Regions from separate parts of the Homo sapiens genome. Here all the other regions are linked to region 6. Evidence: chromatin contacts called from ENCODE Hi-C or POLR2A ChIA-PET data. All regions are on one chromosome and are shown on one strand. The core of a region is the stretch at or near the end of the contact, and the rest is flanking DNA. Distances in the headings are between cores, read along the strand shown. Region 1 holds the start of EPN1 (epsin 1). Region 2 holds the start of KMT5C (lysine methyltransferase 5C). Region 3 holds the start of ZNF836 (zinc finger protein 836). Region 4 holds the start of ZNF579 (zinc finger protein 579). Region 5 holds the start of HSPBP1 (HSPA (Hsp70) binding protein 1). Region 6 holds the start of CNOT3 (CCR4-NOT transcription complex subunit 3). Region 7 holds the start of ZNF784 (zinc finger protein 784).

The links. A loop is a pair of places that touch in the nucleus more often than their neighbours do. ChIA-PET counts read pairs that join two places held with the same protein, here RNA polymerase II (POLR2A). Pooled maps may share reads with other maps.
Region 1: a pooled map shows a loop between it and region 6 (24-fold over the local background). The contact joins the promoter of EPN1 here to the promoter of CNOT3 in region 6. A Hi-C loop is called at or near these places in 5 of 37 single-sample maps with no recorded cell type and 9 of 50 pooled maps.
Region 2: a pooled map shows a loop between it and region 6 (30-fold over the local background). The contact joins the promoter of KMT5C here to the promoter of CNOT3 in region 6. A Hi-C loop is called at or near these places in 2 of 37 single-sample maps with no recorded cell type and 14 of 50 pooled maps. POLR2A ChIA-PET finds 5 or more read pairs at or near these places in 3 of 52 experiments (AG04450, PC-9 and activated CD4-positive, alpha-beta T cell).
Region 3: a loop to region 6 is called in a pooled map, with 6 times the contacts of the local background. The contact joins the promoter of ZNF836 here to the promoter of CNOT3 in region 6. A Hi-C loop is called at or near these places in 2 of 37 single-sample maps with no recorded cell type and 9 of 50 pooled maps. POLR2A ChIA-PET finds 5 or more read pairs at or near these places in 1 of 52 experiments (PC-3).
Region 4: a loop to region 6 is called in a pooled map, with 6 times the contacts of the local background. The contact joins the promoter of ZNF579 here to the promoter of CNOT3 in region 6. A Hi-C loop is called at or near these places in 3 of 37 single-sample maps with no recorded cell type and 10 of 50 pooled maps. POLR2A ChIA-PET finds 5 or more read pairs at or near these places in 2 of 52 experiments (PC-9 and activated B cell).
Region 5: a pooled map shows a loop between it and region 6 (11-fold over the local background). The contact joins the promoter of HSPBP1 here to the promoter of CNOT3 in region 6. A Hi-C loop is called at or near these places in 1 of 168 maps with a recorded cell type or tissue (transverse colon), 1 of 37 single-sample maps with no recorded cell type and 7 of 50 pooled maps.
Region 7: a loop to region 6 is called in a pooled map, with 11 times the contacts of the local background. The contact joins the promoter of ZNF784 here to the promoter of CNOT3 in region 6. A Hi-C loop is called at or near these places in 6 of 50 pooled maps.

Annotation. Positions count from the first base shown.
Region 1 is chr19:55,673,282-55,676,524 of GRCh38, reverse strand. EPN1 (epsin 1) reads right to left here and starts at 1,299. Exons shown (of 11, transcript NM_001130072.2): 1 at 1,090-1,299. It overlaps U2AF2 (U2 small nuclear RNA auxiliary factor 2), which reads right to left. Exons shown (of 12, transcript NM_007279.3): 12 at 1,809-2,591. The coding sequence ends at 2,457. RefSeq lists silencers at 1,018-1,347, 1,518-1,737.
Region 2 is chr19:55,338,137-55,341,206 of GRCh38, reverse strand. It overlaps KMT5C (lysine methyltransferase 5C), which reads right to left and starts at 1,331. Exons shown (of 9, transcript NM_032701.4): 1 at 1,250-1,331. RefSeq lists a silencer at 1,180-1,239 and enhancers at 1,260-1,329, 1,639-2,412, 2,413-3,070.
Region 3 is chr19:52,169,515-52,173,053 of GRCh38, reverse strand. ZNF836 (zinc finger protein 836) reads left to right here and starts at 1,433. Exons shown (of 5, transcript NM_001102657.3): 1 at 1,433-1,718; 2 at 3,273-3,406. RefSeq lists a silencer at 1,265-1,314 and an enhancer at 1,895-2,034.
Region 4 is chr19:55,578,946-55,582,538 of GRCh38, reverse strand. It overlaps ZNF579 (zinc finger protein 579), which reads left to right and starts at 1,691. Exons shown (of 2, transcript NM_152600.3): 1 at 1,691-1,744; 2 at 2,898-3,593. The coding sequence starts at 2,900. RefSeq lists silencers at 342-636, 1,348-1,487.
Region 5 is chr19:55,278,566-55,281,745 of GRCh38, reverse strand. It overlaps HSPBP1 (HSPA (Hsp70) binding protein 1), which reads left to right and starts at 1,636. Exons shown (of 8, transcript NM_012267.5): 1 at 1,636-1,711; 2 at 2,044-2,347. The coding sequence starts at 2,138. RefSeq lists a silencer at 1,274-1,503 and an enhancer at 1,624-1,763.
Region 6 is chr19:54,135,996-54,139,234 of GRCh38, reverse strand. CNOT3 (CCR4-NOT transcription complex subunit 3) reads right to left here and starts at 1,473. Exons shown (of 18, transcript NM_014516.4): 1 at 1,242-1,473.
Region 7 is chr19:55,622,914-55,626,140 of GRCh38, reverse strand. It overlaps ZNF784 (zinc finger protein 784), which reads left to right and starts at 1,575. Exons shown (of 2, transcript NM_203374.2): 1 at 1,575-1,657. The coding sequence starts at 1,580. RefSeq lists enhancers at 1,195-1,344, 1,095-1,594 and silencers at 1,415-1,474, 1,545-1,594.

The sequences.
Region 1 (3,243 bases), core at 50-2,549, 1.5 Mb before region 6:
TATCAGAGAAAAAACAGAGAACATTTCCAAAAGGGTGGCGGCAGAAAAGGCACTATCTTAATACTCTGTACTTATTTGGCGTGCATTAGAAAAAATTACCCAACTAGCACATCAAAGCTGAGATTTCTCAGATACTGCTTAGAATGAGACTGTATTTCAAATTAAATTGATTCAAAGAGAATTCTTACATTAAAAAGAATACAAAGGATATGGCAAAGTTCTCCAAGGAGTACTCCAATAACCGACCGATATCTAACACTTACTGTGTAAAAATCTCTAAGCACTGTAATAATAAAAACCAGAGCTCCCAGTAATTACACACTTGCTATGTGTCAGATACCGTCAGGCACTTTACAAGCATCACCTCAACTTACATGCACAAGGACCCTATGATGTAGGAACTACGAATGCCTACGAACTATGGATTTCCTACGACTAGGAAACTGAGGTTTTGACACAGAGACTATCACCTGGCAATTACACAGCTTAGCAGGCAGCCGGGCTTCTGAATCCAAGGCTGGGGCTCTTCACCATCACACCAGAGACTCAGAAAACTGGGGAAAAGGGGCAGATTCTAGATCAAGTTAACAGACTCCTGGAAAGAAACTTCAGGATTGGAGGTGATAGGTATGGGGGCAAAACTCAGATGCGAAGACGGGGCGGGGGTAAGATTTGCACCATAGGCAGAAAAGCCCGCAGGGAAGGGCTAGAGACACCTAGGGAAAAGAAGACTCGGAAACTCAACGAGACACGAACAAATCCTGACAGACACAGACACGACAGACAGAGGAGAGAGAGACCCGGGACAGACACACAAACACACTCCTATCTCCAAACCCTTTTCTAAGTTCACTGAAACAGGCACAGGCAGAGGCCCACAGGAAACAGACGCTGACAGACACACAGACACGAGAGAGACAGACACAGACAACCGACACGGGGGCAGTCAAGGCCGACACAGGAGCAGAGACACAAAGGCCGCCAGAGACACCCAGAACTGGCCAGACGCGAGCCCGCGCGCGCCGCGGCCCAGGCCCGAACACCCGGAGCAGGCGGGCCAGCGTCCCCCGCGCTCCGCCCCGCGCTCACCTCGGCCCCCTCACGCCGGGCTCTGGGGGGTCATGGCGGTCAGCCCCCTGCCCCGCTCGGCCTCGGTGTCGCGGGACGTGCGCCGGGCCACGGGCGCACGCACGAACGCAAGGAGGGCCGCACGCCGACGGCTCCGCCGCCCCGCCGCCCAGAAGGGGCGCGGAGAGCCGGGCGGGGGAGGGGAGCCGCCGAGGAGACGGGAAGCAACAGAAGGAGGCGACGGACCGGAAGCGGAAATTGCCGCGCTCCCCGCCCTCCCGTGCCGCACCCCGCCCTGGCAGGAGTCGCTTCCGCAGCCAAGCCAACCTGGAAGGCATCACTTCCGGCGCGCTGGGCCCCGTTGCTAGGCGCCTCTACGTCACTTCCGCCCGCTGCAGCGGGGGATCCGCGCGGTGCTCACGGAACGCCGAGAGTCAGCTCCAGCTCGCTTGGCGGCAACCGCGGAGCTCCTGGCACACCCACGCCACGCCCGCCCCGGCCCGCTCGGCCACCATCCCTCCTGTCGGCGGGGTGGGAGAGCACTCGGGAACCTCACGTCCCCCGGGGCTGTGCCTGTGCCGACCCCGAGAAGGGCACCGCGCAAGCAGGGAAGGCCTCGAGGCTGCCGGCGCCGGCAGCAGGGGCGTCCCAGCCAGGGGCCCGCAGTTTGCCAAGGGAACCCCCACCCGAGCCCAGAACCGAGGAAGAGGGTCGGACATACTGGACACACAGCCGCTCCATAAAGTAAAATACAACAAAATGTTTAATGAGCAAATTCGTCTTAGCAAATATGAAACTGCCACAGAGAGTAGGAGAGGGGCAGGGGCCACGGGGCTGGGCGCAGGTCGGGGGAGACTAAAGAGGAAAAATCAACTACGTAAGAAACCCAGGAGGGGACCAGAGAGGACCAGAGGCCGAAGGAACAGAGCTGTGGTCCTGGTAAGGGAGAGGGCAGGGCACTGAGGGCCGGACAACAAAATTCAAAATAGTTTGGCCATAAAATATAAACACGCTATGTTCCTACCGTGGGGAAGGGGAGAAGAAAGGGGTCTATGGGAGAAGGAGAGGCTGTTTTGGGAGGGGCTGGGGTCCTACCCCGCCCTGCTGTGCACCCTGTCCCCATCCCAACCCCTTCCCTCTGTGTCTGTGTGGGTGCGTGTTGTCTGTGTGGGCTGTGTGCGCACTTCCCCAGTCCCCTCCCTGCCCTAACCCCCCAACCCCCCAACCCCCGCCCCCCACCCTTAATTGCTGCCATTCCAGTTGCTGCCGGCTGTCGTGTGTCTGCGGCTGTCACTCCTCTGCCCATCGTCTTCAGAGGGGGATAAGGGGGGGGCGGGAGTGGGGAGAAGCCCCCAGCCAGCCCTGCCCCCACCCTCCCCCAGCCGCCTCTACCAGAAGTCCCGGCGGTGATAAGAGTCGGGGTCACAGTATTTTGTGACAACCACTCTGTTGGCGAACTTGCGGCCCGTCAGGCCCTGCATGGCTTTCTGGCAGTCAAACACAGAGGTGAACTCCACAAAGATCTGTGGGGAAAGGAGAGGCAGGTTTGTGAACAAGGCTCACGCCCAACAGCCAGTCAGCGTCCACCCAACCCCAGCACTGAAGGCAGGAAGGGACAGGGAGGAGGGGGCTTCGCCACAGGTGTCAGAAAGGGACCCTTAGTAAGCAGGTTTGGTGGAGTTCACCCAAATATTCTCCAGGATCAAAAAACAAGAGCATAAACACACCATAGGCATGGAGAGGGAGAAAGAATAGAGACATGCCAGAAACTCAGCAGAGCCATAGAGCGCAGGCGGGAGGCCTAGACGAGCTCACCGCGGGGGAGGGGTCCCTCGTGCTGAGTGTCTACTCCACACGAGCCACCATGGTGGGCGCTCCCAGAACCACCCCAACAGCCATGTTCTCCCAACAATAAGTGAACTAAGGGAAGCTCAGAAATTAGGATTCAAACCCAGGTTGAATAAAATTTAAAAACTTGAACCTTGATCTATTCGAGCTTCTAACCTTGCTTAAACCAATTTACAGGAAAATGGAGGGAGGGAAGGATACAATGAGCCTACACGAACACTGAAAATTCTATATAGCAGATGAACTTATTTCTTCTACAAATAAAAGAGCTTGCAAAAAAAAAAAAGAGGGAGTGAGGTACAAAGGATAAATTACACAAACTTTGTA
Region 2 (3,070 bases), core at 82-2,581, 1.2 Mb before region 6:
AGGGGAGCAAAGGAAGACTATGGGGAGGCAGCACAGGTCAATATTTACAAAAACATTTTTTTAAAGCGGAGCCAGGAGAGAACGGAGAGATGAAGAAAACCACCCAAACCCCTAACCCGGACGGAGGGCCAGCCTCGTCCCCGCACCACGGCGCTCGAGGCTCATCCGCGCCCAGGAGAGGAGGAGATGGGGCAGGGCAAGGAGCGGGAGCTGCAGAGACGGCTGTGGAGGGGTCGGGGACAGACTGCGAGGCTGCGGGAGAGAAAGAGGGGGCGCTGCAGGAGGACGCCAGGGACAGCGGGGAAGCTGGAGAGGGGGCTGGGGGCAAGGAGAGAAACGCACAGCGGTGGGCACGGCAGGGGGCTGTGGGAGGGAGAAGGCTGCAGCCGGGCCTGGGGGCGCTCAGAGGGGTGTGAGGAAGGGATGGGGGTGCCAGGGAGGACAGAGAGCGGGGAATGGCCTAGGGACTCAGGGAGGAGCCAGACGGGAGACCTGGGTCGGGGGGCGGTCCAGGGATGGCGGAGAAGATCCTGGGTGTCCAGTGAGTGAAGGGCCTGAGAGGGCGGACAGGGGCCCAGGGATCCAAACGGGCTTGGTGGGGTCCTGGGGGATCCAGGAAAGGGAGACCCTAGGGAAGGGCCTGGGGACCCAGGGAGGCGCCTGGGTAGGCGGTGAGAGCCCAGGGCAAGGGACCTGGAGGGTCAGAGGCCGACCTCAGGGTCCAGGGAGTGCCAGGAGAGGGACAGAGGGGTCAGGGAGAGGTTCTAGGGCACAGAAAGACCTAGAGGGTCCAGAAGGAGGCCTGGAGGGTGAGAGGAGGTCGGGGATTGGCCCTGGGAGTGCAGGGAGGTCCCGGGGGTGAGAGAAGGGTCAGGGAGAGGCCCTGAGGGTGCAGGGAGAGACCTGGGGGTGCAGGGAGAGGCCTGGAGGGTGAGGTCAGGGAAAGGCCCTGGGGGGTGCAGGGAGAGGCCTGGAGAGTGACAAGAGGTCAGGGAGAGGCCCTGAGGATGCAGGGAGGGCCGTGGACGTAAGAAGGGGGTCAGGGCCCGGGTGAGGAAGCACAGGAAGGAGGCTGCAGTGCCGCGGAGCCCGAGGCCCGGCGAGGGGCCGGGAGACGTGGGCGCCTGGACACGAGGAGGGGCCGGGCGGGGTGGGGGGCAGTCGGGGCAGGGGGCGACTGGGGAGCCAAGGCGGCGCGGGGCTGGGGCCGTGAAGGGGCTCAGAGATCGGGCCCCGCGCCGCCCCTCACCCGCTTCTCCTCCTCCTCCTCAGGCGCCCGCGCCGCCGCCGCCAACACCTCCCACAGCCTCCTTCGGCTCTCGTCAAACACTGTCGCCGCACCTCCCATCTGCTCTCCGGGCCAGCCCCGCCAAGGCCACTGAGGCTTTCTATTGGCCACAGCCACCGCCACTCCTCCGTTGCTACGAAGCTCACGGCGCTCCCATTGGCCAAGCCCCACTCTTTCCCTCCGCGCCCGGCTCTCGTCAATACACAGATAAAACCCCGCCACGCCCCCGCCGCCGTCAAACGCCGCGAACTGTTGTCAGTGGTTCACATCGCTGTCCTTTAGTCGCTGCCATGGAGACTTGTCCCGCCTTCGCTCACACTGGGGCTCGAAATCGACGCACTCATTGGCCGAAAGCGCAGTCTCTCCGGGCGAAACTCGGTTTGGGTCGGGTTATTCAGGTCCAAGTGGAAAGAGGGCGGGCTCTGCCAGCTCCAGTAGTCGTATATGATTGCCTGGCCTTGGGACAGCTCCTCTTTCCATTGGGTAAGGCCTCCGTCCATCACCATAGAGTCGCGGCCTCCCTCTTCTATTTCTCCGAGGAAAGCTTCGGCCACAGGAGGGAGAAAGCCAGACCCGGCGGGAGGGAGGCGGTGAATGCGCGCGCACCGCCATCCCTCTCCCCTCCCGCCCCGCGAGGCCTGCGGTTACCAAGGCGACGAAACTTTATTGACAGCTCTGCCTGGCTACAAAGGGCTCCTCAGTCTCTCTCCCTCCCTCCCCGTTTACACCGTTGCGTTTTGGGAGTATCCACACGCACTCTGTGGGACCTTCCCGCGATATGAACGGGGTCGGATGGAGGGAGGGGAGGCTGAGGGAGGAGTGGGGACTTTTGAGACAAGCCCTGACTCCTGGGGCGCTCCCCTGGGGCACCCCCTAATTGGGATCACCCCCCCTACCTCAATCCTAGAGGCAAACGTAACTAACAATTCATCATAATTACGCCGAGAATAATAAGCTCCACACTCAGAACAGGCGGTCTTTGTTTGCTTGTTTGTTTGTTTCGCCACAGCCATTCTTCCCTTAACGACACTGATACCATCTGGGCAGTGCGTGCTCAGGCGATGTCGTCATCCTGCCAGCATCCTAGAGCAACATCACTCACACCTACGTGGCAGGGCTGCTGGCACCTGGGCTGTAAGGTGGCCGGCGGCTCCTGGGCCACACAGCTGTGCAGCATGTTACTGTCCGGTAACACAATGTAGGCGCTTGTGTGTCTACACATATAGGATCACTGTCAGACATGCGCTCCACTGTACAGCTATAGATCGTGGGCACTTAAAACAATGCATGCCACAGAGTAGGTGCTGTTTTGGTGTGCTGTTTTTGGTGTTTTGGTGTGTGTGTGTGTGTGTGTGTGTGTGTGTGTGAGAGAGAGAGAGAGAGAGAGAGAGAGAGAGAGAGAGAGAGAGAGAGAGAGACAGAGACAGAGTATCGCTCTCTCGCCCAGGCTAGAGTGCAGTGGAGTGATCTCGGCTCACTGCAGCCTCTGCTTCCCAGGTTCAAACGATTCTCCTGCCTCAGCCTCCCAAGTAGCTGGGATTACAGGCATGCACTACCACCCCTGGCTAATTTTTTTTTAGACAGAGTTCCCTCTTGTTGCCCAGGCTGGAGTGGAATGGTGCGATGTCGGCTCACTGCAACCTCCGCCGCCCAGGTTCAAGCGATTTTCCTGCTTCAGCCTCCCAAATAGTTGGGATTACAGGCATGCACTACCATGCCCGGCTAATTTTTTTTTTTTTTTTTTTTTTTAGTAGATACGGGGTTTCACCATGTTGGTCAGGC
Region 3 (3,539 bases), core at 184-2,683, 2.0 Mb after region 6:
AGCTCCGCCTCCTGGGTTCACGCCATTCTCCTGCCTCTGCCTCCGGAGCAGCTGGGACCACACGCACCCGCCACCACGCCCGGCTAATTTTTTGCATTTTTAGTAGAGACAGGGTTTCACCGTGTTAACCAGGATGGTCTCGATCTCATGACCTTGTGATCCGCCCGCCGCGGCCTCCCAAAGTGCTGGGATTATAGGCATGAGCCACCGCGCTTGGCCAACAATGATTTTTTAGGGACGTGATTCAGCTCATAACATTCTGTACTCTGGACTCCCAAAATTCATGTCCTTCTCACATGCAAGATCCCTTCACCCCCATCCTAACATCTCAAAAGTCTTATTATTATTATTTTTTGAGACAGAGTCTCACTCTGTTGCCCTGGCAGCAGTTCAGTGGTGCAAAGACAACTCATTGCAGCCTTGATCCCCTGGGCTCAAGAGATCCTCCCACCTCAGCCTCCCAAATAGCTGTGACTATAGGCGTGAGCCACCATGCCTGGCTAATTTTTGTATTTTTTGTAGAGACAAGGGTCTTACTATGTTGCCCCAGGTTGGTCTTGAATTCTTGAGCTCAAGCAATCCTTCCACCTTGGCCTCCCAAAGAGCTGGGATTACAGGCCAGAGCCACTGCTCCTGGCCCATTTCAAAAGTCTTAATCCATTTCAGTATCAAACTCTAAGGCCCAAATATTACCCAAATATTATCTGAATCACATATGGGTGAGACTCAAAGTGTGGTTCATCCTGAGGCAAAATTTCTGTCCAGCTGTGAAACTGTGAAGCCAAAGAAGCTATTTGCTTCCAAAATACAATGGTGGGACAGGCACAGGATAGACCGTCAGCCCTGGAAACCACCCTTCTACTCTGTTACTGTAATTTTGATGTTTGTAGATTGCACATGTAAGTAAGCACATGCAGGATTTGTCTTTCTGTGTCTAGCACATTTCGCTTAGCATAATGTCTTCAGGGTTCCTGGATCCAGCCACGGCTGCACATCAGATCTTCACGGAGATCCTAGTTCCCTGACTACTGAGTAACTTCAGCCTTAACTGGCTTCAGCCTCACTGGCAAGACCCGATGGAGTCCACCAGGCTCGCAAAAATCGATTTTGACTTAAATCAGTTCAACTTGACAAGAAGAAAACATCTTAGTTTCCAACAGAAGTGGACCACAACTTTAAGCTTTGACCTTAAAGTCTAAAACATTAACTTAAAATAGGCAGGAAGCAACGCTGCTTCACAGGACAAGAAATAGTCACAAATACTCCTAAATCGGGAGAACAAAGACTTGCTGGGTGGAAGGCAGAGCGAATAACAGGCCCCGCCCACCAAACAGGTCCCGCCCACACCGCCCGTCCCGCTTAGCCCACCTGGCCCCGCCCACTACCGCATCAGCCTTGCCCCACCCTTTCAGGGTTCCCAAATCTGGCCAGTCTTTCTGCCCTTTCCCTTGCGGGTCGCACCCCGCCCAGGCCCCTCTCCCGCCCCAGGTCTCTCAGTCTTTTTTCTCAGGGCGTGTAGCTTCCTGCACACCCGGAAGCAGATCGCGCGGGGAAAAGATCACAGCGCTGCGCGTCAGTTTCCGTCTACCTGGACTAAACATTTGCTTCGCCCCGTCTGCCTGAATCGAACGTGCACTTGGCAGTCTTCCCTTGTCCATACCCGTTTCCTGGGGATCGCTACGGACCTTAAAATACCAGCAACAGCCCCTTCGCCCCAAGTAAGTCTGATAATTGCTTCCCTTTCGGTTTAAAAATCTCTCTGAGGCTGTTCCTTGCTCCCTGCCTTTCTGCCTTAGGACCATGTAGACAACCCCACTCAGGTCGTGTTCCTGCTTAAAACCCTTACTGACCTCTGCTTCGGCCCTGCGCCAAGTCGAGTCCTCACTCGGGAGGTGGATTCCCGCCCGTTGCGACCCCGGAGCTTCTCCGTCGTCAGCCCCTGGAGGGGAGCGCCCGCCGTCCGGCTCCTGAAGGAGTCGCTTCTCCTCCCAGGTCCTGGGATTCTGCAGACCCTCCCTGTCCTGAGACACCGTACCCCCTGCCACCTTGTGTCCTCCTCACGCCGGGTCCTTTCGCTCCCCAGGCTTCCCCTTCACAGCCACTGCTTTTCTCGATCCCCCCCTTGGGGGAGGTCACCTGAGTCTTGTGACACCCAGTGTTCTTCCTTCCCAAATTTTACTCCACTGGAAAATATGCTTTTCCGGGAGGTGGGCATCCTATTCCTCCCCTTTCTTACTGAATGTGTGGGTGAGAGGGATCAGGAGAGGAAAAGAAGGGGAGCGACGGAGCAAAAGGAAAGACCGAATAGAAGAGAATGAGGGAGACCCATAAATACACGGCAAAATGGATGATAATTTAGGGATTTGCAAAGAGACAGCAAGAGTGAAAGAGAACGAATGGAGAAAGAAGCAGGGGGAGGAAAGCACACAGAGAAATTTAGAAAAAAAGGGGGACCTTCAGAGAGATGAAAGGCAGCAAAATAGAGTGGGGCGGCAAAGGAGGAGGCACTGCAGACAGACAGTGGGGAGAAGGTGAAAGAGTTGGAGCCGCAGCCGACAGAGCTACGTGGTGCTGGGACTGAAAGAGAGGGAGAGAGGGCAGTGGGTGACAAGCAGAGTAGAGGGAGAACCACAGCAGGGAGGAAGCCTAGGGAGTTGGGGGTGCTAGAGAGTGGGAACAAAGGAGGTGTAACAGGTAAGAGGGAATTTTAACAAGGAGAGCAGAGAGGGAGCTCAGATGGGGAAAAAGAGGCGGAAATACGTGGAGATTGGGGACAATCAGAAAGATTGGGGAGAAAGAGCTACGAGAGGTGAAGTAAGTTGCAGAGCATCGGGCAGAACAGACATAAAGAGGAGAAAAACAGAAAAGGGGAGGAAAGGTGCAGAATGAGAGAGGGACACACACAATAGTGAAGAAAGTGGGAGAGGACCCCATCCAGATGAGCGATGAGTTGATTGGATATGGATGGTGGTTGTAATATTCTAATTTGTGACTTTATACTCTAATTTAAAATTCATTTCTTTAAATTGTACTCGTGAGGATGAAAATTACCACTCTTTTCTGTAAGGCTTGTGCATTTTGTATTTATTTGTATCAAAAGATATTTGGAATTTCTGTTTAGCCAGAGAGCATTTAAATTAAGTCATTCGTGGTAACTCTTTTCTTCCCTGGGATGGGGTAGAGGATAGAGTAACTGAGAAATGGGGCGATAAATGACTGTCACTGTCACTACAAGGTATGTCTTTTTTTTTTTTTTTTCTTTTTTGAGACAGGGTCTTGCTCTGTCAGACTAGAGTACAGTGCCATGATCTCCGCTCACTGCAGCCTCAACCTCCTGGGCTCAAGCAGTCTTTCTGCCTCAGAGTGCTGGGATTACAGACGGGAGCCACCACGCCAGGCCTACGAGGTATATCTTTGTATGAGTATTCAGAGTCTTATTTTTTTTTGGTAATGGATTTGCTTTTTTCTTTTTTTGGGACGGAGTTTCGCTCATGTTGCCCAGGCTGGAGTGCAATGGTGCCATCTCGGCTCACTGCAAT
Region 4 (3,593 bases), core at 442-2,941, 1.4 Mb before region 6:
ACTCCTGTAGCCCCACCTACTCAGGAGGCTGAGGTGGGAGGATTGCTTGAGCCCGGGAGGTCGAGGCTGCAGTGAGCCGAGATCACACCACTGCACTTCCTCCAGCCAGCCTGGGCAACAGAAGGAGATCTCATCTCAAAAGAAAACAAAACAAAACAAAAAAAAACAAACAAACAAAAAAACAAGGATAGAGTGTAGTAAATTTCTGTCCTGGAAGTTAGACTATGTTGCCAGTTTCAGTTTCTTCTCTCTTGTTCCAGTTCATCTGGACACAATCCCAGAACACACACAAACCCAGAACAGGCTGCAGGCTGTACTTGACCTTCCATTTTTCTCTTCTACAGGTTATCACTTGGAGACTTACCATATATGCACACGGTGAGCTTCTTTGTTCTTTTCTATGGACACCTAGTATTCCACTGGGTGGATCAGTCATGATTTATTACTCAGCTCTCCTACAGATGGGTGTTTAGATTGGTTTCAGCTGTTTGCAGTGATGTGCAGTACTGCAATGATTAACCTGGTGCAGACATTATTTTGTGCAGTTCCGAGTAGATGCCTCTGAAGAATAAATTCCTGGAATTGCTGGCTCGGTAAGAATGTTCCAGGTTCTACTTGCCCCAGCCGTGTATGAAAGGACCTGTTTGCTCGCACTCTCATTAGCACTGTTTGGCAGGAATGTAACCTTAAACAAACAGCGTCAAGCTGTGGGTATACTCCTGCAAAATGCCTTTTCTGCTCCAGAATAGGTTTCTGAGATGTCGCCAGGTTGGTTTCATTCTGCCAATTTCAGCTGAAACATTGCTGCCTCCAGGAAGACCTCAGGAATCACCTCCTCCCAGTGTGAGCTCAGCTCAGTGCCTTCTGTTCTCTGCATTCCCATAGCAGTTCCCTGCCTCGGAGCACACGTTCCCCCACATGCACTCCAGCGTGATTGATCCGTATCTATCTGCCTTCCCCATCAGACAGTGAGCTCCGGTTTTTGCCACTGTGACTCCAGCACCAAGGACAGCACCAGCCCATAGTAGGTGCTCAGTAAACATTGGCTGCTAAGGTCCCAGTGAATATGCGTATATGTAGACAAATATATGCAGGCTGGCCCGTAGTAGATATTCAGTAAATATTGGTCGCTTAGGGTTGAATGAGTATATGCAGGGGCTTTCACAAAGGGGGAAACCGAGGCTCGAAGTGGGAGAATCCTTCACCCAGACAGCCAAGGGAAGGCTGGAGCCAGGTTCTGATCCAGAGTGCCAGTACTTCCTGAAGCCTCTGTCACTGATTCATTCATCTTCCTCCCCCGGCCACTCCCCTGGCCTGACACAGTGCCTGGCACAGACAGGACCTGATAAATGTGTATTTGTTGAAGGAATGAATGAATATGTGTGTGTGCATGTTGGGGAGCCGGGAGTAGCTGGACCCAGTGTTCCAGGCCCTCAGCACCCTCCGCCCTCTGGGAGCCCGGGGGACAGGCCCCCAGCCCCCTCCCCTCACAGGACCCTGTAGTGCAAGCTGCCTTCCCTCCCCTCTCCAGGTCCCCCGTCCTCCCGCTTCCGGCTTCCCAGCCAGTCTTTCCTCTTTCAGGCTCCGAGGAAAGGCCAGGTTTCCGGGGGGAAGGCTTAGGCAGTGACACCGAGCCCAGCCTCCTCCTCCACCCCCCACCACGCTCAGGCCCCCCTCCCTCCCCGCCACCACCGTCCGCGTTTGGCCGGCCGTGGGGAAGGAAGAAAGGAGCCAAGGAGGCGAGGTAAGAACCCAGCCCCAGCGACCAGGACCAAGCCCCAGGCCCAGGGCTGAGAAATCCTCAAGGCCTCGACCCGGCCCCAATTCTGCTGATCATGCCTTCGGGGAGCTGCAGGCTTGGCCCGGAGGAGATCGGCCCCCCTCTAGGACCTGGGACCCCCGACCCCCACCAGCCTCCCTCCCGAGTCCAGGGGTCCGGCCCTCAGTCGCCTCCTCCCTGGGGATTCCCGGCAGCTGGGTCCCCAGCCCCCGCCTCCCCCTTGTCCTGGGAGCCCAGCCCCCTCCCCAGCCCCTCCTCCACCGGGACCCAGGAATCCACACCTCCTCCATACCAGAGTCCAGATTCCCCAATCCGTCATGACCTGGACCCAGGAGTCTCAATCCCCAGCTCCCATCCCCATCAGTCCCAAGAGTCTGGGCCCCTAGCCCCCTCCCAACTCAGACCAGAAGTCTGAACCCTCCTACTCCCCGACCTCTCCCAGCCCCTGGCATCTGAGAACACACTCTATTTCCGGGGCCTACCGGCTTCAAATCCCACCCCCTCCACTCAGGCCCCATGGGCTGTGTCCCAGCCCCTCCCAAAACGTTCAGCCTGGCCGGGGGACCTGGAGCAGAAGCGGTTCGCTGACTTTGTCCCCCTCCGTGCCTCTGCCCAGTTCACTCCCTCTGTGTCTCTGTCTCCCTGTCTCTCCGGCCCCCAACCCGCCACTGCTCTTCTGATCTCTGCTCTTGCACTATCTCTGCCTCTGGTTCTCCAAGTCTCTTTGTTTCCTCTTCTCTGTGTCTCTGTCTCTCTGCTGGGTGTTCCTCACTCTCCTCTGTCTCTTCTCTGCTCTGCCTTTCACCATCCTGTCTTTCTGCGACTCCTGGTCTCTGTCTGTCCATCCCCACTTCTCTGTGTCTCCCATCTCTGCCTTCTCCTGTCTCTATTCCCTGCTCTGTCGCTCTGTCTCTGATCTCTCTCCTCCTGTCTCTCCATCTCTGGCCTCCCCTCGGTGTCTCTCATCTTTGTCTCTGTCTCATATCTCTCTCCTGGCTAAATACCTGACCCTCTCTGCCTCTCCATCTCTGACTGTCTCTGCTTCTCTTTCTGCCACACCCCACGCACCTCTTTTTATCTCTGCCCCGCTTCCCATCTCTCCCCTCTCTCCCCACAGGCATGGATCCGCAGCCTCCTCCACCCGCCCAGGGCAGCCCACCTCACCGTGGCCGAGGCCGGGGCCGTGGCCGAGGCCGTGGTCGGGGCCGTGGCCGTGGCAGGGGGGGCGCTGGAGCCCCTAGGGCGCCCCTGCCCTGCCCCACCTGCGGCCGCCTCTTCCGTTTCCCCTACTACCTCTCCCGGCACCGGCTGAGCCACTCGGGGCTCCGGCCCCACGCCTGCCCGCTGTGCCCCAAGGCCTTCCGCCGGCCGGCCCACCTTTCCCGCCACCTGCGCGGCCACGGGCCCCAGCCCCCGCTGCGCTGCGCCGCCTGCCCCCGCACCTTCCCAGAACCGGCCCAGCTCAGGCGCCACCTGGCTCAGGAGCACGCGGGCGGCGAGGTCGAGCTGGCCATCGAGAGGGTGGCCAAGGAGACGGCCGAACCCAGCTGGGGCCCGCAGGACGAGGGCTCGGAGCCGCCCACCACCGCTGCAGCAGGGGCCACGGAGGAGGAGGCGGTCGCAGCGTGGCCTGAGACGTGGCCTGCGGGGGAGCCTTCCACGCTGGCTGCGCCCACCAGCGCCGCGGAGCCCCGGGAGTCGGAGTCGGAGGAGGCCGAGGCCGGGGCAGCAGAGCTGAGGGCCGAGCTGGCGCTGGCGGCCGGGCGGCAGGAGGAGAAACAGGTCCTGCTCCAGGCAGACTGGACGCTGCTGT
Region 5 (3,180 bases), core at 387-2,886, 1.1 Mb before region 6:
GTTCAAGTGATCCTCCCACCTTGGCCTCCCAAAGTACTGAGATTATAGACCTGAGCCACTGCCCCCGGCCATGTATTATAAACTGATAGACTTGTACATAGATGTCCGTGTCCTAATTCCCAGGATCTGTGCATAAGTTACCTTGCATGGCTGAAGGGACTTTGCCCATGTGACTGAGATAGGGAGATTATCCCAGTTATTTGGGTGAGCTCGATGGAATCACAAGAGTATTTGTGAGAAGGAGGCAGGAGGAGCAGTCAGTGATGGAGATGGGAAGGTGGAAGCAGAACTTGGGGTGATGGGGCCACCTGTCAAAGAAAGAGTGTGGCCTCTAGAAGCTGGAAAAGGCAAGAAAAACATTCTCCCCGAGAGCCTCCAGAAGTGATGCAATCCTGCTGACAGTTTGATTTCAGCCCCGTGAAACCCATTTTGGATTTCTGCCCTCCATAACTGCAAGATAATAAATGTGTGCTGTTTTAAGCCACCACATTCTTAGTAATTTGTTAACAGCAGCAATAGGAAACTAATATAATAGCACATCCACAGGCCCAGATGCATCTCACAGCACAGTGCTAGAAACACCACACACACACACACACACACACACACACACACATACACACACAACCTATCTGTTTGGTCTTCCTGTTTCTGCCCAAAATATCCCCCTGCACAACCACGCCCAGCAGGTGATTGATACGTTTGTGACTGTGTGCCCGTTTTGCGTTGAGCACAACCTTTTCCTGGAGGAAAACGCCTCCTATCCAGGATCAACACGGGAGTTTCTTTAAGCCCAGCCCAGGGCCAACACCTCTGCAGATCGGCCCGCACCAGCACGTGCCCAGGCCTAAACCCCACTTCTGGAGCACAGAGGCCTCGGGCCTCCCCACCAAGCTGGCTCCTCTGGCGCTCTGAATCTTGCTGGGCTCTGGGGCACTTTGCTTTCCGGCTCTAGGCCTCAAGAATCCTCTCCTCTCCACCTGGCAGGACATGGGGAAGAGTCCATGAGGGAGAGGCTGGGTGATGAGAGGGATCCACGCCGCAGCTCCACTTGACAGATGGAGAAACTGAGGCCGAGAGAGGGGTTGCGGGGGGCATAAGGCTCACAGGCCAGCCATTACGGTTGCGACCCCAGGGCTCCTGTAGATGGGGTTGGTGGCCCCGGTGGAGGCGAAAGTCAGATTAGTTGGGGCGAGGTCCCAAACCTTCTAAGGATGACTGACAGCAATGAGTGGGAGGGGCCTGTAAAGGGGCCGGGGCCCAACTGGGAGAGTCTGAAAGGCCTAGAGCAGGGGCGGGAATCGTAGGGTGGGCGGGGTCAGACCTGGGGGCGGGGCACACGTTAGAAGAGGGGTGGAGCTTGCAAAAGTATCGGGGGCGGGACTCGCTGAGGTGCGAAAACTGGGCCAGGGGCAGGGCTTTGACCAGCTACTTGAGCGTGAAGGGGCGGCGCCCGCACGAAGGGGCGTCCCAGCTTGGAGGCGGGGCCCGGATGGGAGGGGCGGGGCCGAGTGCAGTATCCCGCCAGGTGAGAAGGGGATAAGAGTCGGGCAAGCAGCTTCAGCCGCAACCACGGCACGAAGTTGGGTGGGTACGCCTGGCACTTCCGGGTGAAACCGTGCGTATTTCCGGTTAAGATGGCGGCGCCCAGCAGAGTCAGGTGCGGACGACTTTGTCTGTAGGAGCAGCGGCGGCTTGAGGACCCGGGGAGGTGAGATCCGCCTTATTCCGGCGCCCCTCTTCGGAGAGGAGGGAGAAGACTTGTTGCTAAGGAGACCAAAGGGCGGGCTTGTTGCTACGGAGGCGGAGCAGTGAGGTTGCTAAGAGACGGGACGCACGCAGTGGAGATGGGGAAGGGGGGTTGTTGCCAGGGAGAGTGGGTGGGGCCTGTTGCTAGGGAGAAAGGAGAGGCTTATGACTTTGGGGAAGGGTCCTGTGGGTATGAAGGAAGGAAAAGGGGCTGTGGTTAAGTGGGCTGGGGGCAGAGTGGTTTGGGGTCATGGGGGGTCGCCGAGCTCCCCTGAAACGCCGCCTTCTCAGCAGACCCTCAAGAATCGACCCATCAGGACGCCAGAGCTGCTTCAGCGGTGACCACCTTCTCCCTCTAACACATTCTTCCCTTCTTCACAAACGGCCCATGTCAGACGAAGGCTCAAGGGGGAGCCGCCTGCCCCTGGCGCTGCCCCCGGCCTCCCAGGGTTGCTCTTCAGGGGGCGGCGGCGGCGGCTCCTCGGCTGGGGGCTCGGGCAATTCCCGGCCCCCACGCAACCTCCAAGGCTTGCTGCAGATGGCCATCACCGCGGGCTCTGAAGAGCCAGACCCTCCTCCAGAACCGATGAGTGAGGAGGTAAAGGATGGGGACCCAAGAAGCTGGGGTGAGGGGCCTGGGGACAGATAGAGTTGCCTTGGGAAGTGTGACTTGGGGAGCCACAAGAAGACTAGGGTCTTCTTGGGTGGGAGGCAGAAAACCAGGTGTGGAGGCATTGTGGGCTATAAATTGTGCTAGATGGGGTTATCGTTGACTGAAGGTCAGATCTCAAGAGAGTCTGAGGGGACATATCCTCTCCAGAGCCAGACTAACCTGGATTCAGCATTTCCAGCTGTGTGACCTTGGGTATATTACTTCATCTTTCTGAATCTCAAGTTCTTCATTTACAAATTGATAATAATAATAACTACCGTATAGGGTAGTTCTGAGGTTCTACTTTAAGTAGGGCTGCACACAGTGCCCAGCATACAGACAGTGCTTCTGAAGGCAGCAGTGTGTTTTCATGAAGAGCACAGGCTCTGTAGTCAGACTGCTGTTTTTTTTTTTTTTTTTTGGTGGGGGCAGGGTTGGGGGTGGAGGACACAGTCTCGGCTGGAGTGCAGAGGCGCAGTCTTGGCTCACTGCAACCTCTGACTTCCCGGTTCAAGCAATTCTCATGCCTCAGCGTCCCCAGTAGCTGGGATTAGAGGCATGGGCCACCATGCCTGGCTAATTTTCGTATTTTTAGTAGAGAAGGGGTTTCACTACATTGGCCAGGCTGGTCTCGAACTCCTGGCGTCAAGTGATCCACCTGCCTCGGCCTCCCAAAGTGCTGAGATTACAGATGTGAGCCAGCACGCCCAGCCTAGACTGCTTGGGTTTGATTTCAGGCTTTGCCAATTGCTGACTGTGTGACCTTGGGTAAGTCTCAA
Region 6 (3,239 bases), core at 224-2,723:
CTCAGGCAGGGGTGAAGGGAGGGAGGGGAGACATCAAAACCCCTCACCAAAAGGACAGGAGAGCTCACCCCGGGGTGGGTGGCCGCCCTGCACTGAGAGGCAGGGACTGCTCAGAAAGAGGGGCTGGTGCTGCCCGCAGTGGGAGCTCACTAACATGGACAGCGTGGCGGCTTAGTGTCTTTCACCAGGCACCTGAGCGCCAGGGGATCCCAGCAGCCCCCAGCAACAAGACCACAGTGGTCCTGATATCACTGGGAGACGCCCACACCCAGAAGGTCGGAGAGTCACGATGCAGGGGAGTTCAAGGCTGCAAAGCCAGGGGCAGACGCCAGGATCAAAGAAGTGTGAGAGCTGAGACCAGACGTGGGCCACACTGAGGACGGTCCTGTACCCCAGGTGGGGGAAAGCCAAACTCCCCCAAAAAGGCAGGCGCCCAGTGCAGCGGGATGGCGAGGCTGGAGCCACCCAGGGCGCTACTCGCTATGAGAGGGAAGAGCTGCAGACTACAGAGGTGGAAACTTCGGCAAAGGCTCCAACTAACGGGGAGTTTCTCCTCCACTCCTCTCCCAAGAGGCTCCCATCCGATACAGACGGGCAGCTGGAACCTGAGATCCAGGGGAGGCTGCGCTCCCGGGAGCAGTGAGGAGGGATGCGGAGGGCGGCCTCGGTCCTGGGAAGGGTGACTCCCCCACCCAGCTGGGGTCCTCGTCCCGACCACCACCCCCCCTCCCCGCCACCGTCGAGGGAGAAGCCCCGGCGCGGAGGCTGCCCCACAACGCGAAGGACCGAGGCCGAGGGGGGCAGGCACCTGAGCCCCGAGAGGGCGGGCACCTGGGACCAGGGGCGCCTCCATCCTTCCAGCCAGGAGCCAATACCGACGCGGAGAGGGGCGGGCACCTCGCGCCCGGGAGGCTTCGCACCCTCACACCCCTACCGGGGGGCCCGACGCGATGCCACGCGGGGAGGCGGCGGCGGGCGGGGCCCGGGGTCCGGGTCGCGGAAGGACCCCCGGGAGGCGCTGAGGAACGTGAAAGAGGCGCAGGAACGGGAGGGCGAGAGGGAGGGAGCCGCCCCCCGCCGGGAGCCCCGCGCTGCAGAGGCGGCGGCAGGGGGCAGGCGAGGGGAGGCCATGTCGCGACAGACGGCGGTGTCGCCAGGGCGGGAGGCGGCGGGGAGGGCGGCCGATGGCGCCGGGGGGAGGAAGGGAAGGGGTCCGGCCCAGTCGAGCCTGACGCTCTCACCACAGGAGCTGGCGCCGCCGCTGAGGAGCGTATCGCGACAGGCGGGGGAGGCGAGCGCCCGCCGCCTTTTTCTCGCGCCCCGGGCCCGGGCGCTATCGCGATAGCGGCGCGAAGCGGAAGTGGGGTTGGGGGAGTGGGCCCGGGGTTGTTCTGACGACGGGGGTCGGGGCTCAAGGGAGGCCGCGGCGTCTGCCGATGGCTCCGCGGAAGCTGACCGGGCCCGGTCCAAGATGGCGGCGGCGGAGGAGGCCTCCCCTCCTCTCTTCTCGTCTCTGGCGCCGACCCGCCCCCGAGTCCCGAATATAGGCCAGTCATTGCTCCCGCTGAACGTCGCTCCTGACCCTTGGAGGCTTTCTATTGGTTCCTGGCAGGGATGCGCCCTGCCCCCTTTCGCGGATTGGGTGATCGCTCCAAGGCGCGGCGTTCGATTGGCCTCCCGCGCAGGCTGCTAGGATTGGCTCAGGTTTTCCTCCCCGCTCCTCCTCCTCCTCCCGCCTCAGGGCACAACACGCCAGCGCGAGGACCCGAACGTCAATCAAGAGACCTGTGTCGTGCTGATTGGATGTATCCGCCCCCCTCTCTTAAAACAATTGGTCTGGGGGAGGAGCTACGACAGTCCAGGGGCGGGAAGTCGTCCGTCAAGTTTAGAGCTCTTTTTAATTGGTTGCGGGGGCATATTCTGCCTTGAAGTCATTGGTTGGTCCTGGAAGTGGGTGGGGAAAGCGGAGGAAGGCATGGAGTGTGGGCGTTAGGGGCCGCGTACCTAATGGGAGACAGACAGGTGCCTTTAAAGCGGGGGCCGAGCCGAAGTCATCTGCCAATCAAAACAGCCACAGGGCCAAGTGGGAGGAGCTGGGCAAGAAAGTCCACCCCTTTTTCTTCGTTGGCCCTAAAAGTTATCATTCATGCTAGTTGGACCAATAGCGTGGCGAGTGGGCGGTAGCTGCTCGTAGAGCGTGTGAAAGAGGGTGTATGTAGCTGGCAGAAGTGGGACTTGGTCGCAACCGTTGCGTCCCGGCCAGGTAAGCAGCTTCCCTCTCAGCTGCCTCGTCTTTCTCCAAGTGCCTCTATGTTGGCACATCTCTGAAATTCATTATTTGCTGAGTGAAAGAAGAAAGGGACCAGAGACACTGCTTTAAGTCTCTGGCACCGTGCATAGCAGAATTGGTTGGGAAGCGTGAGGCATGGAGTTTTTGTCCTGCCCCTGCCTGGTTAGGCGACCAGATGGTGGGACAGTCATTCTCCTCTGCGTCTCCGCTTCCTTAGTGTGTTGAGGACGCTGCAGAAGGTACAGAGGAGACGGGTGGCTCCCTAATGCCTGCTCGTTTCAGGTCTCAGCTCTGTTGTCTTCTTGGAGAGAAAACTTCCCTGACCTCCCTCCCGGGCGGAGCGCTCCTGCGCGCCTTGTTCGTTAGGATTTATTTTTGTACGTCTACCGTCATTTTCGTAATTATTCGGTTTCCCTGTCTGGATTTTGCATCTCCAGCACTTAGCACGCAGGAAGTAGTCAGTAACCATTTGTCAAAGGAATAGATGAATGAATGTGAGGAATGACTTGTGATTGAAAACTTAACTAGACACTGAGACTTCCACGAACTGGGAGGCATTTGCCCAGGGTCACACAACCGAGATGGGAAGCCAGATTCGCCCCTTCCTGTCTAGGTGGTGGAAAGTAAGATAAATCCCAGGGAGAGGTGAACGTGAAGGAGGATGGAGCCGTTCAGCACCACCCGCATCAGAATGGTCTGAGGCAAGGGGGAGGAGGAATGCTTGCGAAAATGCATATTCGTAGGCCCACACACAGACAACGGGAATGAAGCCTAGAGTTATTGTTCTAGAGCTTTGCTATTCAAACTGTGGCCCCTGGACAAAGTATCGCTTCTCAGACATCTCCGGAATCACCTAGGAATGTGTTAAAATGCAAATTCTGCTTTTCTAACAAGTGCCGCAGTCCACGGTCCGCAGTTCACTTTGCACACCGCGGATCTAGCGATGACT
Region 7 (3,227 bases), core at 326-2,825, 1.5 Mb before region 6:
CATTTTGCAAATTAGGAAACCTGGACAGAAAGAGCTGACTTAAGCATTAGACACAGTAGTAGATACAGTGCCTAGGGCCCATGATACTCTTAGGGACCCACAACATTTAAAAATTTATTTTAGGCCGGGCGCAGTGGCTCACACCTGTAATCCCAGCACTTTGGGAGGCCGAGGTGGGCGGATCACCTGAGGTCAGGAGTTCGAGACCAGCCTGGCCAACATGGTGAGACCCTGTATATACTAAAAATACAAAAATTAGCCGGGCATGGTGGCGGGCACCTGTAATCCCAGCTACTCAAGAGGCTGAGGCAGGAGAATCGCTTGAGCCCGGGAGGCAGAGGTTGCAGTGAGCCATGATCATGCCACTGCACTCCAGCCTGGGCGACAGAGTGAGACTCCATCTCAAAAAAAAAAAAATTATTTTAAAATCAAAAGAAAAGAAGGGAAATATAGCTTTGGAAGACCAAGGCAGAAGGATCGCTTAAGGCTAGGAGTTCAAGACCAGCCTGGGCAAGGCAAGACAGCAAGATCCCCATCTCTATAAAAGAAGAAGAAAGGAGGAGGAGGAGATAATTCAGCCTAAGTGGTGTTTATCTTTATTTTATACCAACATATCACAAAATATAATTTCATATATATTTATGAATGAAATGATCATGCTTAGGATCATGTTTAAGTATCTCCTATCCTGCCCTTTCAAGAAAACTATTTAAAGATGTTTCCAAACTCTTCCATGTCTCTTCTCAGTGGTTTGTCACAATGCTTCTACAGTGCTACACAAAAGAAAGAGAAATGGTCCAGAGAAGTGTAGTGACTTATCCAAGGTGATACCACCAGAATGACTAAACGGGGCAGCTAAGAAGAGCCCCGTCCTTGATGCTGCTGAAAACCCCGCGTTTTTGAGCTCTTTCCTCCCAAACATAACATCAGCTTGCGGGTTTTTGCGTCCTCCCAGGACCACCTGTGTTGCTGTTTACTGAATATTTTTCTCCACACTGCCTTTTTTTTTTTTTTTTTTGACAGAGTCTCTGTCACTCAGGCTGCATGCAGTGGCGAGATCATGGCTCACTGCAGCCTCGACCTCCCGGCCTCAAGCGATCCTCCCACCTCAGCCTCCCGAGTAGCTGAGAATACAGGCATGAGCCACCGCACCCGGCCTACACCGACGTTTATAAACTTGGCGTCATTACGTTGTCATGAGCAGTGCAGAGGTAATCACAAAAACGTTTACCGTGGAAACAAAGCAAAGCTTCTTCAGTTCTGCTGAGGTTCCCCTGACAGCCAGAGCCTCGAGTCGGCCTGCGTTGGTTTAGAAGGAACGTTCGGATTTGTTCCCAGGGTGTTACAGGCATCCTAGCGCCACACAGAGCGTACCCTCGGAGGGACAGACAGGTAATTAGAGAGGGAACAACTCACATTCTCCCGGGCTCAGCCGCCACGCCCCGCCCCGCCACGCCCCCTGCTGCACCACGCCCCCTCGCAGCCCCGCACTGCGCCTGCGCAGTAGCTCTTACGCCAGTTCGAGCCCCACCCCCTTTCAGAGCGAACATTGGCCTTGGGGGCGGGGCTTGGGCACAAGATGGCCGCTGCGCGCCCAGAGGCCCAGAGTCGGAGCTCACCGACTCCGGAGTCGCGATCCCAGGAGCCACTGGACCTGGTGCGGGCAAGGAAGGGGCCTGGGCGTGGGGCTCGAGGTGGGAGGAGGTCGTAGTGTGGGGGGCGGGTCCGGGGCGTGGCCTATGAGGGGGTGGGCGAGGGAGGTATTTAGTGCTATGGCCCTGGGGGTGGGGCTTCTTGTGGTTTCGCGAGGGGCGGGGCAGGGGAGGAGACTATGTCATGGTGGGCGGGGTGGGGGAGGGACCTATGGGTGGTGGGCGGGGCCTGGATGGGGGCGGAGTCTGAGGACGGTGTTGTCTTGTGGGACGGGTTTGGGTCCAGGGAAGGGGGCTTACCAGGGATAATTTGCATAATTTGGGTGGAGCCTTGTAAGGGGCGGGGCCTCATAAATTCTAGGGCTAATTCTAGGGTAGAAGGTTGGGAAGGTGACCCTGAAAAACGTGGGGGATTATGATTGGAGCACCTATGTCGGGGTAGGGGATAATTCTTCAAGGGTCTTAGTGATGCTTCTCGAATGCCCAAGGGAGAATTTGGGGGTAGAAGTGGGTGGTCTAGGTGACTTTGGAACTTCCTCCACGTTACCCCACTCAGAATTAGACTAATTGAGGACATTCATTCATTCAACAAACATTTACTGAGCTCCTACTTCGGCTCTGTAAATAGAGAAGTGACCAAGACAGACAAGGGTTGTGTTCTTTTGGAGCCTGCAGTCTCTTGAGAGGAGAGAGACAATAAAGGAGAGTTACTGTGATATGTTCTATAAAGGAAATAAAAATTGAGCCAATTTCTATAAATTGAGCCAAGAGTAGGGGTGGGGCAGCTAAATTTAGACGAGAGAAGTCAGCTGGGTGCCGGCTTATGTTTAAGCTGGGGTCAGAGAGATAAGTGGAGCTACATCGCCACAGATATTATAGTGACGATTTGGGATAAGTCATTTGGAGCCACTGGAGGGTTTTGAGTGCGAAAAATGACTTGATCTGATTTACATTTTCAAAAGACCTTCAGGCTATTCCTGGGAGGTGGGTTACAAGCCAGCAGAAATAGGAACAGAGATGCCCTTGGGTTTTTCAATTTTGGAGGCGCCAAGTGATGGGGCTTTAACTAGGGTGGAGGACAAAAGGTGGGATCCATGATATATTTTGGACAGGAGAGGAAATGTTGATGAGGATACAACAGAATCCTGGAGGATGGGCCGGGCGCGGCGGCTCACGCCTGCAATCCCAGCACTTTAGGAGGCAGAGCCAGAAGGATCTCTTGAGCCCAGTAGTTGGAGACCAGCCTGGGCAACATAGTGGGACTCCCTCTACATTAAAAATAATAATAATAATTTTTGTTTGTTTTGCTGTCTAAGATGGAGTCTTGTTCTGTCGCCTGAGCTGGAGGGCAGTGGCATGATCACATCTCACTGCAACCTCCACCTCCTGGGTTCAAGCGATTCTCGTGTCTTAGTCTCCCGAGTAGCTGGGATTACAGGCAGCAGCCACAACACCTGGCTAATTTTTGCATTTTTAGTAGAAACGGTATTTGCCATGTTGGCCAGGCTGGTTTCGAACTCCTGACCTCAGGTGATCTGCCTACCTCAGCCTCCCAATGTGCTGGTATTACAGGCC